Linked DNA regions of Mus musculus: region 2 is linked to region 1. The links are chromatin contacts, found by POLR2A ChIA-PET in ENCODE. All regions are on one chromosome and are shown on one strand. Each heading gives the region's core, a stretch centred on a gene start or an enhancer-like site at or near the end of the contact. The rest is flanking DNA. Distances are from core to core; before and after follow the strand shown. Region 1 holds the start of 2410002F23Rik (RIKEN cDNA 2410002F23 gene). Region 2 holds the start of Fam71e1 (family with sequence similarity 71, member E1).

Evidence for each region. ChIA-PET counts read pairs that join two places held with the same protein, here RNA polymerase II (POLR2A).
Region 2: POLR2A ChIA-PET joins it to region 1 with 19 read pairs in embryonic stem cell. The contact joins the promoter of Fam71e1 here to the promoter of 2410002F23Rik in region 1. POLR2A ChIA-PET finds 5 or more read pairs at or near these places in 3 of 5 experiments (Patski and embryonic stem cell).

Annotation. Positions count from the first base shown.
Region 1 is chr7:44,242,313-44,248,128 of GRCm38, reverse strand. It overlaps 2410002F23Rik (RIKEN cDNA 2410002F23 gene), which reads right to left and starts at 1,407. Exons shown (of 6, transcript NM_025880.4): 1 at 1,306-1,407. It overlaps Gm36864 (predicted gene, 36864), which reads right to left. Exons shown (of 5, transcript NM_001378657.1): 4 at 5,454-5,585; 5 at 4,943-5,190. The coding sequence ends at 5,123. LOC115486841 (a small nucleolar RNA gene) reads right to left here and starts at 39; the gene lies at 1-39.
Region 2 is chr7:44,494,628-44,500,500 of GRCm38, reverse strand. It overlaps Fam71e1 (family with sequence similarity 71, member E1), which reads right to left and starts at 3,906. Exons shown (of 5, transcript NM_028169.2): 1 at 3,771-3,906; 2 at 3,468-3,586; 3 at 2,868-2,998; 4 at 63-351. The coding sequence starts at 3,813. Emc10 (ER membrane protein complex subunit 10) reads left to right here and starts at 4,083. Exons shown (of 7, transcript NM_197991.3): 1 at 4,083-4,245; 2 at 5,621-5,693. The coding sequence starts at 4,132.

The DNA.
Region 1 (5,816 bases), core at 158-2,657:
AGGGTGTTTGGAGCCCAGTGCTAAACATCACAGGAGCCTCAGGCCTTCTGCAATGTCAAGGCTACTTGCCTTCAGGGATGGTGGCCAAGCTAACACAATAGAAAAGATTGACAAACACAAAATCCACTAGAGGCTCCAAGTTCCCCAGTCCAGTAGGTCCATAGAGATTCCCTATGGACATGATGTTCTGTCTTGGTTCGTAACCTTGAAAAACACAACCTGCAAAGACACACATCCTTCTGAGGAGCCTGGTGGGAGAACTATGGGGGTTCTACAGAGCAAAATGCAAACAAGCAAAACCCTGCTGAGATTTTATATATATAATATAGGCTTATATACATATATATATTTATATAAATAAATAAATAAATAAATGGAAGGCCCAGTGACTTACTCAGCGAGATTTGAACCACCCTGTGAAAGCTGTCTGGGAGATGATTTAGCAAGGAACACAAAGAGAACAGTAGGATTCCCAAGAGGAAAGAGTTTAATCAAGTGTGATAATGGCACTGACCAGTAAGTAGGCAGAAAAAGATTGGTTTACAGGCAAAGGTGTGGTTAAAATATTTTGGGAGAAATATGTAATTTACTTGAGTAGCTGAACCGAAAATGCTTGTACCATCAGGCCCTACAAGACCATCCTGTAGCCATTGTATTAGTATTCTTGCAGGTGAACAAAGGCCTGGCTCCCTTCCTCCTCGTCTACTCCTACCTGCTGCTCCGAAGCAATCCAGTCCTCCACGTGCACTCACTTCCGCCTTGGTAACTCCGTATCGTGTATCTGCCCCTACACCCCATCCTCCTCCAGCCCTCATGTGTTCTAGGTTGCACAAAATTGCCAAAATCCCACACGGGGGAGGGGCAGTGGTAGAGATTTCCTACGGAGAGAACCTGCAGGTAGCACGGGGCTGTCACTGGGAGGAAAGATTCTATGTCACACACCCCCCTCCCTGTCGCCTAAAAAAAAAAAAAAAACCGGGAAGATGGCGGACAAGACCCGCGACGTGAGCAGCAGAAATGGCGTAGCCCGGCTAAGGCAAGACAAAGGAAGGCCTGGCCCGGCATCCCAAGCTCCACAAACCTGGCGAAAGGCATTGTCCCGAAAGTACCCGCATCCGCCCCTTCGAGAGAAACCCTGGTTCCAGCCCGAGCACGCCCGCGGCCCCAAGCAGCGCCCTTGAGCCCGTCCGCGCGACAGGTACACCCGTGACCAGGCCACGGACACCTCGGGACACGTGCTTCCCAGGGTGCAAAGCAGCACCACCGACTGGAAGGTACCGAGGCCAACACCGTGGAAAAACTCACCGGGACAGACCTCACCTCACACGCGATCGCCACAGGCGCGCGCCACCGCCGCGTGTCCCCATTTATAGCGCGCGCTGCCCGTCAGCCCCACCCATCGCGCTCGCAAGGCCCCGCCTCCAGCGGCTCTTGGGCCCCGCCCTGAGGTAGCCCACACTTACGCCTGAGCCGGGGATCCTGCTTTCACGGTGGCAGAAAGAATAAACGTCTGTTGCCCTTAGGACATTCCTGATCAGGTGATAAGGTACGTTGTTCCCAAAGAGGATGAAGAGAATGAAGAACATATCTGAAAGGTTCTTCCGTTACTTCCGTCAGGCAGCTCTTAGACAGCTCCCAAGGAGAGGGCGGGACGAGAAAGCCCCCCATGGGGTGGGGGTTTGGCCAGAACCGGAAATCCCCCGACTTGCCAGCGCGGCAGGCTAGCTCGTTTTTGCTGCAGAAGCTGGGGTCCGCTAAAAGGGCCCACCCGGCAGTAGTCGCAGCTGCGGCGCGGGAGGCAGGACCAGCACACACTGGCAGACTTTTAGGGAACCATGGGTGTGGTGTAGTTAGAGGGCTGGGTTCTGTGATGTGCGGGCCCGGAGCGGGGACGCTAGGGCGGAAAGGAGGGGAATTCCCTGTGCCAGAAAGAGGGCAGGTTGGGGTCTGGACCCCTGGGTGTGAGGGAGGGTGGGTGGTGTCTGGACCCTTGTGTATGAGGGCGTGAGGCTGGAGGGCTGCACTACTGGGTTTGAATCTGGAGGCTGAGATAAGGACTGCTGGGTCTGAGGAAGGAGGCGGAGGGCTGGAACCCCTAGGTCTTGGGGGATAAGGGTCAGGGTTCTGAATACTTGGATGAGCTCGAAGTGGGTCCTCAACCACAGAAGTCATAGAACATTTTTTTTTTAAAAGTCTGCACCTCATACCAGTTCTCTCTTTCTTCATTTTGCCCTCCAAATAGTCTATGTTACACTCTTCAAGCTCTAGATTCCTTAATGTGACCTGAGTATTCTTTGTTTAGCTGGCCCTCTGCTCATTAGGGCTCTTTCTCATTCCGCTGGGGAGACTGGCCTGGGAACCTAGTGGTCTGAAGTAAAGGGAAAGATTCTTCTCTTAGGTAAACGAGTTTCCATTATTGCTGCTGGCTCACACCAGAGGAAAGTCAATAGTTTGATGAGACAAGGCCTCTCTCTCTAGAACAGGCTGGCCTTGAGCTCAGAAAGCTCCCTGTCTGCTTCTGTGCTTGGCTCCCGTTACCACATTGATGGTTAATATGGTCAACTTCTCCAAATCTGGTATTACCTAGGAAAGAAGCCTTGGAGCATACCTTGTGGAGAGTTATCTAGGTTAGCTTAGCCGCTGACCATGCACAGGTTATCTTAGTTGGGTTAGTTGACCTGGGAAGGCACACCCACTATTGGGGAACCATGGGCTGCATAAATGGAGAAAGCTGAGCACCAGTGTAAATGTCCCTCTGACTGCAGATGCAGTGTGACCAGCAGCCTCCTCAAGCTCCTGCCTCCTTGACCCTCACCTTACCTCTCCATGTGATGAACTGCACTTTGAACTGTGAACCTGTCCCCTTACGTGGCGTTTATCAGGGTGTTTTATCATAGCAACAGAAAAATAAGACACCTTTCTCTTTCCCCATAGCATGGACCCCCTTACCTTCATCTATGGGCACATACATTGCATCTGTCTGCACAGTATTGACACTGTTTATTTGATTACTTGTAGATCTAGTATAAGACAGAGTTGTTACTCTGTTTAAAAATGGACGCATTTGCTTGGGGAATGTGGCTCAGTTGGTAGAGTGCCTGTCCAACATGAAGGAAGCGCTGGGTTCATCCCTAACATTAGACCAGGCATGCTTGTGTCCACCTAGAATGCCAGCAAGAGACTGAGAACTTAGATTCCATCTTGGCTACATAGTGAGTTCCAGACCAACCTGAAATACATGAGAACACATCTAAATTTTTTCCTTTGAAAATACAATGTGCTTATTTTAGATTTATATGTATGAGTGTTTTGCTTGCATGTGTGTGTGCTTGGTACCCTTAGAGGTCAGATGGGAGTGTTGAAACTGGAGTTCTGGGCAGTTGGAAACCGCCATGAGGGTTTTGGGGATCAAGCCCTGGTTCTCTGTAAAACTCTTAAAAGCTGAGCCATCTGTCCAGACCCTTGTGACTTTTTTTTTTGATAACTCAATTATACAGTTTTTTTATTTTTATTTTCATTTGTCTGAGTGTGCACGTTGGGGGGGGGATATGCATATGTATGAATGCAGTACCTGCAGAGGCTAGAAGGGCAGAGCTGGAGTTACAGGCAGTTGTGAGGTATCCAATATGGATGCTAGGAACCATACTCATTCTTCTGGAAAAGCAAGCAAGAACTCTTAACCACTAGGCCATCTGTCTTAGGGCTTTATTGCTGTGAAGAGACACCATGGCCAAGGCAACTCATAAAGGAAAACACTTAGTTGGGGCTGGCTTACAGTTCAGCAGTCTAGTCCACTATCATCATGGTGGGAAACATGGCAGTGTGCAGGCAGACATGGTGTTGGAGGAGCTGGGATCTACATCTTGATTCACAGGCAGCAGAAGGAGCCTATGTTCCACACTGGGCAGGGCTTGAGCATAAGAGACCTCACCACCAAACCTACCCTCCACAATGACACACTTCCTCCAACAAGATCACACCTACTCCCACGTGGCCACTCCTCCTTATAGGACCACTCCCATGAGCCAAGCATTCAAACACATGAGTCTGGGGGGAGGCTATACCTATTCAAATCACCACACCATCTCTCCAGCCTTTTGATCATGCAGTTCTTGGTTGCCTCTATTCTACAGACAAGGACACTGAGTCCCAAGTGGGTCAGCCTTGCTATGAGTCATGGAGGTAGTCAGGAACAGTCTCTAGACCTATGCGAGTGAGCAAAGGGACCCTCCTTTCCCTGCATGGGACACGGTAACCTTTCCCCACTCATCAGAAGCCTCTTGGCCCCACACCTCCCTCCTCAAACCGGACACTGAACAGACTTGTGTTGCGGGCATTTGGGAAGAAGAGAAAGGGGTGGGGAGGCTGGACTGCAGGAAAGGACAGGAGGGGAGCTGAGGATATGAGCAGGATTTTCTCAGAAAAGGTGAGATATTGATGGTACGACTAAAGGGTGGAGCTAGGGAACAGTAATGGACACCTTTAATCCTAGCATTCAGGAGGCAGAGGCAGGCGCATCTCTGAGTTCCGGCTAGCCTAGTCAAAACAGACCCTGTCTCAATAACAAAAAAACCCCATGACAGACAGTAAAAGCTGAAAGTCAACTGTTCAACATGCTTAAGCAACTTGTTGTGGTAGTGACTCACACCTTTAATCTCAGCACTCTGGAGGCAGAGGCAAGAAGATTTCAATGAGTTTGAGGCCAGCCTGGTCTACAGAGCAAGTTTCATGACAGCCGTGGCTACACAGGGAAACCCTGTCTTGAACCCCCCCCCCAAAAAAAAAAAACCCATCCAAAACAAATCAAAGCCCTGCCATTTGTTTCCTGAGGACCCTCACCCCAGTCTCTTTTCTGACCTTTGACATTAGACAGAATCCCTTTTCTATCCCTCTACTTAGGAGGGAAAAGGTGGACAAGGTAGCGGGTAAGGAAATATAGCAGTTCCATGAAATGCTTTATTCACCATACAGAGCCAAATAAAGAAATACTCTGGGCAGAAGATATTTTTCTTTAAAATATAAATTAGTATTCTGGGTTGAAGGGAGTCAGAAATTACATAACTTGAGTATGGGGGGGGTGTTGTCAGGCAGCTGACAGCCATTGTTAGTTCATTGTCATGTCTTAAGACCATGTAGGCTGGAGTGATAGGATAGACCAGAAATTGATGTAGTTCAGATAGGAGAAGAAACCTGAGAGAGAAAGAGGGCAGAGGACACAGAGGTCAGTAGGCTAGCCTCACCTGGTACCCTACACTGTCATAACCCAGACCCTGCCCCATCCTTAAACCCCAAATCAACTTCACCCTCACCTTGTCCCTAGCCCACCCCAAGCCTACAAGAATCCCTAGCCCTGACTCCAAGCCCAGTCCCATCCTCCCTGGATCTGTGGGAAACCCTACCCCGACTCCCAACCATGCCCACAACACCATCTGCACCCCAGAGCCCAGCCAGACCAATCATGAAGAAGAAGAAGACATTGATCCAGGCAAGGTAGAAACTGCTTCCCAGGGTGTAGGTCATGCCTTCCTGGAGGAACTTTCGGGCTTGCATCAGATAGAATAGGACCCCCAGAATGATGTTGATCCCTGTATAGCACAGGACAGGCGTGACTTCCTCCCCCTGCCCCCAGGTGTAGTCACGGGCTGTGGCTTTCTTTAAACTCCGTATGCAGCTGAGGGTGACCTTGAATTCTTCCTGTCTCAGACATGCATCACCATGCCATGCTCAGTGTATACAGTTTGGGGATGGACCCTAGGGCTTTGTGTGCTCTAGTCAAGTGCTCTATCAGCTCAGCTACATCTACAGGCCTCTTTTTT
Region 2 (5,873 bases), core at 2,657-5,156, 250 kb before region 1:
CTACCTGGTCCCTTTCCATCCTTCCTGGCCCAACATCCCTGGGCTCGAGGTCCCGCCCTCACCTCCGGGGGTTGCAACTGCCCCTCCTTGACTTCCTCCTCCTCCTCCTCCTCCTCCTCCTCCTCCTCTTCCTCAGGCGCAGTGTCCTCGTGCGTGAAGGGCACTGCGCAGGTGGGCGAGTGGAATCGCAGGCGGTAGAGCAGCCGCACCCAGCGGCCAAACTCGCAGTCGCGGGTCTCTGGAGGAGAGCGCAGTTGCAAGTAGAAGGCGCGGCCAGTTCGGAACTTGACCTTGAGCTGCTGGCGGCTCTCATCATGCACAAACAACTGCACAAATTGCAAGGGAAACAGCCTGAAGAGAGAAGGGGAGGCTCAGTCATGGTCTAGTCCATGTCACCATCGCTGTGGACTCCCACTACTGGATGGGCTGTGTGATGCTTACCGTGGCCAGCCACCAGATTTCTGTCTTAACCTCTCTCGCATCCTGGTCCTGCCCTATCACCAATTTCTCAGTGATACCTTCCGGTTGCACCTCAAATCTCTATCTCCGCCTGAGCCCCATGCTTAGCTTGGCCCAATCAAGTCAAGCCTGGGTCCTCACTGTGGACCAGAGCTCATCTGCTTGCGTGGGGGGGGGGGGGCGGACAGAGGGGTCTCCCCTGGCCTGTTTATAGTCTCGATCACTCCATGTGACAGTTCTCCATCCATCCCGTTGACTTCACCGATGGCTGATGTGAGCTCCTTGGATTCTAAACTCTGGGCTGATTTTGCCGTTTTCCCTACTATGGTTAACCACTGGAAGGTTGCTTATAACATATTTGAATAAATGAATTGCTCACACTTTCAGCTAGATTCAAGGTCCAACAAAGGAAAGGAAGATACAGTCTGGAAAGAGTAACCTGGCTCAGGCCACACTGCAAGGGATGGAAACAAAGCCTGTATTCATAGCTCTGGGGTTTGTTAGCTACAGCAAGGGGTCACTGCACCCTCCTCTGGCCTGGTTCTATTGCTTACAGGACCCGATGTGTCCAACCTCTTTGCTCCTGTGCACACAAATACACAAAGCACATGCCCTCTGCTTCATGGTGTTCCACAGTGGACGATGGATTTCCCTGAAATTGAACAGCTCTCATTGACATTTGCACACTGCTCATGCTGTGCCATGTGCTTCAGGAAGAACTGTCCTGTTACCACATGTGCCAGATGAGGGGACAGAGGTGGAGAAAGGAGGAGAATGAAGGCAGGACTGATCCTAAGCTCTGGGATCAAGAATGTTCCAGCCACAGGGGAGTCACATTGACTCAGCCTGGTGCCAGGAGGAGCCTGGAGTAGGTCTGGGACTAATTGCTAACAGGGTTTGTTTTGTTGACAAGTGTAGTCCAGGCTGGCCTAGAACTAGTTGTGTCACTGAACCTGGCCTTGAACTTCTGATCCTCCTGTCCCGACCTTCTGAGTCCTGGGATGACAGTTTTGAAAGTTTTGTACCACTTTTGTTGGCTACAGGCAGGCAAGGACAGGGTCAGAGAGACCCCTAGATTGCATTTAACATTCAAAGCCTGTTGTTGGAAACTGTAAATCTTACCAGGGCAGAAAACGGAGCGATGTTCTCCACTTAGGTAAGGAGATAATTGGGTGAATTCAGGCATTTTTTTTCTTTCGGCTTTTTTTCTTTTTTTTTTTTTTTTTGAGACAAGGTCTCATACATTCCTGGCTGACTAAAATTTGTAGTTCAGGCTGGATTTAAACTCAGAGATTTGCCTAACTCTGCCTCCCAAGTGCTGTGATTAAACATGTGAACCACCGTGTCCAGCTAAAATCCATCTATTCTTTCCTTCCTCCCTTCCTTTCTTGCATGTGGCAGTCATAGGTCAGTGACTTGCATGTGTGTGTGTGCATTGCATGTGGTGGTCATAGGTTAGTGTTAAAGGTCTTCCTTCTCCTATCATTCTCCTACCTCATTTTTGGAGAGAGACTTCCACTTAACCTGGAGCCAAATGATTGGATAAACTCGCTGACCAGCAAGCTCCAAGGATGGCCCATCTCTGCCTCTCCCAACAGCAAGCTTACCATGGGGCTTGGATGTTTATATGGCTGCTGGGGAGTCAAACTCGGATCCTCATGCTTGCCCTACAGATACTCTACTGACCAGGTCTCTCTCTCTCTCTCTCTCTCTCTCTCTCTCTCACACACACACACACACACACACACACACACTCAGAGCCCCTTTTTACTTTTTTAAGACAGGGCCTCACTAAGTTGTCCAGGTTGCCACTTTCAAAGCTCAATTTGGCCTTGAACCTGCAATCCTGTTTCAGCTGCTCAAGTCTTGGGATGACAGGCCTGTACTATTAGGCTTGGCTTTTTTCTATTTTCTCCCTGTCTTTCGTGAACTGAGATAGGATGAGAAAGGATTCAGGTCTCCAAAAATACCACAGTATGTACATGTCCTGTAAGCGTGTACACGTTTCCTGCATGCAGCTGAGGCAGGGCAAGGCCTAGGCTGGGGGAAGGGGTGTTCTGTTCTATGTGAGGTTTGTACTTGGTGGTATTGATTTTCACAAGTTTTCAGGAAGAGGGGCAGAGTGGACAGTGGACTGTGGGACCCTGGGCCGTGGGCCCAGTCTTTGAGCTTTACTTTATCTCTCTGGGACAGAGTACCTGGAAAGCAGAAAGCACTGTGTAAACAGCCACCATCCTGACCCTGTGATGCCACTGAGGGCTGTCCTCCCTCATCTCGCCTGACTTCTGACCTCTGTGAAGTGCCCTGCCATTTTTCTTAGTGAAGAGGTTTGGTGGTGATCTTGGTCCCTGGGTGGCAAAATGGCGGCAGGGAGGTTGGAGGAAGTTGGGACTTAGAGGGGCAGTCACCCGAGGAGCTGCAGGTGTCCATTCTCCTTGTCAGGGCCGGCCAGCAGCAGCAGGTCTGGCAGCTCCAGGGCAGGACTAGAGGCTGCCACCCCCATGGTGACCTTGTTGGCGACTTCTCCAAACCGGGTCACCTGGGGCCAAAGGTTAAGAGGATCGATAGATGGAGAACAGAACTCAACAGGAATCTGATTGGGTCTTGGGGATCTTGACAGAGTGAAAGGTCATGAACTAGGGGAGATGAACAGTAGGTTAGGGATTGGGAATGTGGCTCAGAATATAAGCACACATGCCTAGAATCCCCCGGTGCAGGGCTAGGGTGTGACTAAGGGGTAGAGCTCCTGCTGAATAACGAGTGAAGCCCAGAGTACCAGCCATATTACCTCTAAAAAGGAAAAAAAAAAAAAAAAAAAGGCTTGTGGGCCAAAGATTTTAGGATTAAAGGACAAGAACCATATGTGTACAGTCAAGGAAACTGAGACAAAGGCTTCTGAAGACACAAAAAGCCCAGCGGGCTCAGAGGTGATGTGGATCACTTGGAAAGAACGACAAATGATGGGGGAGATCCGTACATCAACGGGTCGGAGGTCCGGGGCTCCACACCTGCACGAAGTTGCTTTCAAAGATGGGAAAGTCGCGCAGCTGGTCGAACTCGCCGCTCAGGAGGTGGCGTTGGAGGCGCCCAGGGCGGCACGGGGCGTAGGCTGGAGCCAGGGGGCGGTCTGCAGGGGCGAAGCGCGAGCATCCATCCCAGGATGCCAGGTACATGAACTCTGACCGAGGGCGCATGCGGGGCAGCGGCCTCCGCATTGCTGGTCCCATACCTTCCCCGGCTCCCTCTCTAGGGCCAACCCCTCCAGGCAGAAGTCCTTTTGTCACCTTCCATCCCCTCAGAACTGGTCTCACCTGCTCCGCCCCGAGCGGCCTTAAGATCTCGACCGCCCTTCATCGCCACGCCCCGGCCCTGGGGAGGAACGCCGAGTGAAGCCTGGGACAGACAGATAAAGGGTGGGGCCTAGAGCTTGTGACTTTACAATAGGGTGCCCGGCGTTCCGTGACGTCAACGACGTCACTTCTCTCCCAGGTGGTGTCACCGGGAACGTGAGCCCTAGAGACCCGGATGGAGAAATGGCCGCCCTGACTGCGGGAGCAGGCGGACGGGCGCTAGTGCGCAGGCGCGGCGTGCGGCGCAGGCGCGTGAGCCTCAGGATGAACCCTGTGTTTCCTAGCGGGCTGTATGGCTCTCGGTTTTTCTCAACGCTCCCGTATGGTGGCCGCGGGTGCCGGGGTGACCCGGCTGCTAGTGCTCTTGCTGATGGTAGCCGCGGCTCCTAGCAGAGCCCGAGGCAGCGGCTGCCGGGTCGGGGCCTCCGCGCGTGGGGTGAGTGCTAGTGGCCGGGGCGGGGCGGCCTCCTGTGGGCGCTAGATGGACCCCATCATGAATATTCATGAGAGGATGTGGTTTGCTCGGAACCTGAGCTGCGTGGAGTAGTGGTAGCTAGCCTCTCATCTCCGTGCTTGGGAGGCTGAGGCTGGAGGATCAAGGAGTTTGAGGCTAGCTTGGATTGCTTGAGATTGTCTCAAAAATACAAAAATGGGGGTGTGATGGTGCACGCTTTCAATACCCCTATTCGGGAGGCAGAGACAGGTGAATTTCTGAGTTCGAGGCCAGCCTAGGACAAAGGGAGTTCTAGGCCAACCAGGGCTACACAGTGAGACCCTGACTCAATAAGTAATTAATAAAGATATGGCAAGGAAGCAGTGCTCTAGTGCTAGGGTTGGAATCATGTTTCTGAATATGCACGAAGAAGTCAGGTCCTTCAGGAGCCAGAGTGCTGTAGGATGCCTGGCTAGGAGAAGCTTGAAATTAAGACATCTAAGGCTTAGGCCTGGGTGTGGGGTGCAAGGTCACCTTGGGCTACCTAAGGTCCTGTTTCAAAAAAACCCCAAAAATAGGGTGCTGGAGAAATGAGGGCCAAGAGAACTGACTGCTTTTCTGGAGTACCTGGGTTTGCTTTCTGGCACCTACCTAGAGGCTCACGACTGTCTGCTAACTTCAGTTTTTGGGGATTGCACATTCTCTTCTGGCACACCAGGTACCAGGCATGCACACAGGGCACATAGGTACATGCAGCAGATATCCATACACAAAATTAAAAAAAGAAAAATTACAAAGAAATTAAGCTGATGGTGGTGGTGCTCATGTGTAACCCCAAGCGCTCAGCAGACGTAGGCAGGAGGATCATCTCCGGTCTGGATCAGGGAGTGATTTAGTGGGACTCTGCTTCAGAACCGTGGGAAAGAAAGTGTGGATCTAGGATGTGCCAGAGAGAAGTGGGCTTCTTGCCAATGTGAATGGTCAGAGTATTAGCATGTGCAAAGGAAGTGAACTCGTGAATGAAAACCTGAATGACCTGGGGTGGGGGGCAGAGCAAGGTGGTATTTACCTGTAGTAGCAGCACGAAGAGGTGGAGGCAGAAGAATTGTGAATCAGAGGTTAGCTCGGGCTGTGCACTGAGACTCTCAAAACCAAAAAAACCAACAAAAAGATAACGACCCGGGCATTGGACATGAGAATAACAAGCTTTTAGAGTTTTCTTTGGGCTATGGAAATGGACTGTGTCATGAGAGGCAGTCCTGGGCAGAGCACCTGTGATTGGATGTGAGCATGCAGCTACGGCCTGTCCTTCAGCCTGTCCTTCTGCCCCGCCCAGAGCGTGAGTGGTTCTTACTTGGGGTCCTTGTCTCCCTTGCAGACCGGGGCCGATGGCCGTGAAGCTGAGGGCTGTGGCACCGTGGCTTTGCTGCTGGAGCATTCATTTGAGCTCGGTGAGATCAGTGTGTCTTCAGCCTTACGCCTGCCCTTTGGTGGCGAGGGCGGAAAGCACAGACAGGAGAGGACTTGTCTTTAGATGCCCCATGCCTGTGGCTTCAAGGTTTCAAGGGTTTAGTGCTTGTCAGTGTGCCCAAGGGCCTGGGTTGCATTTCTGCTAATGAAGATTATAAACA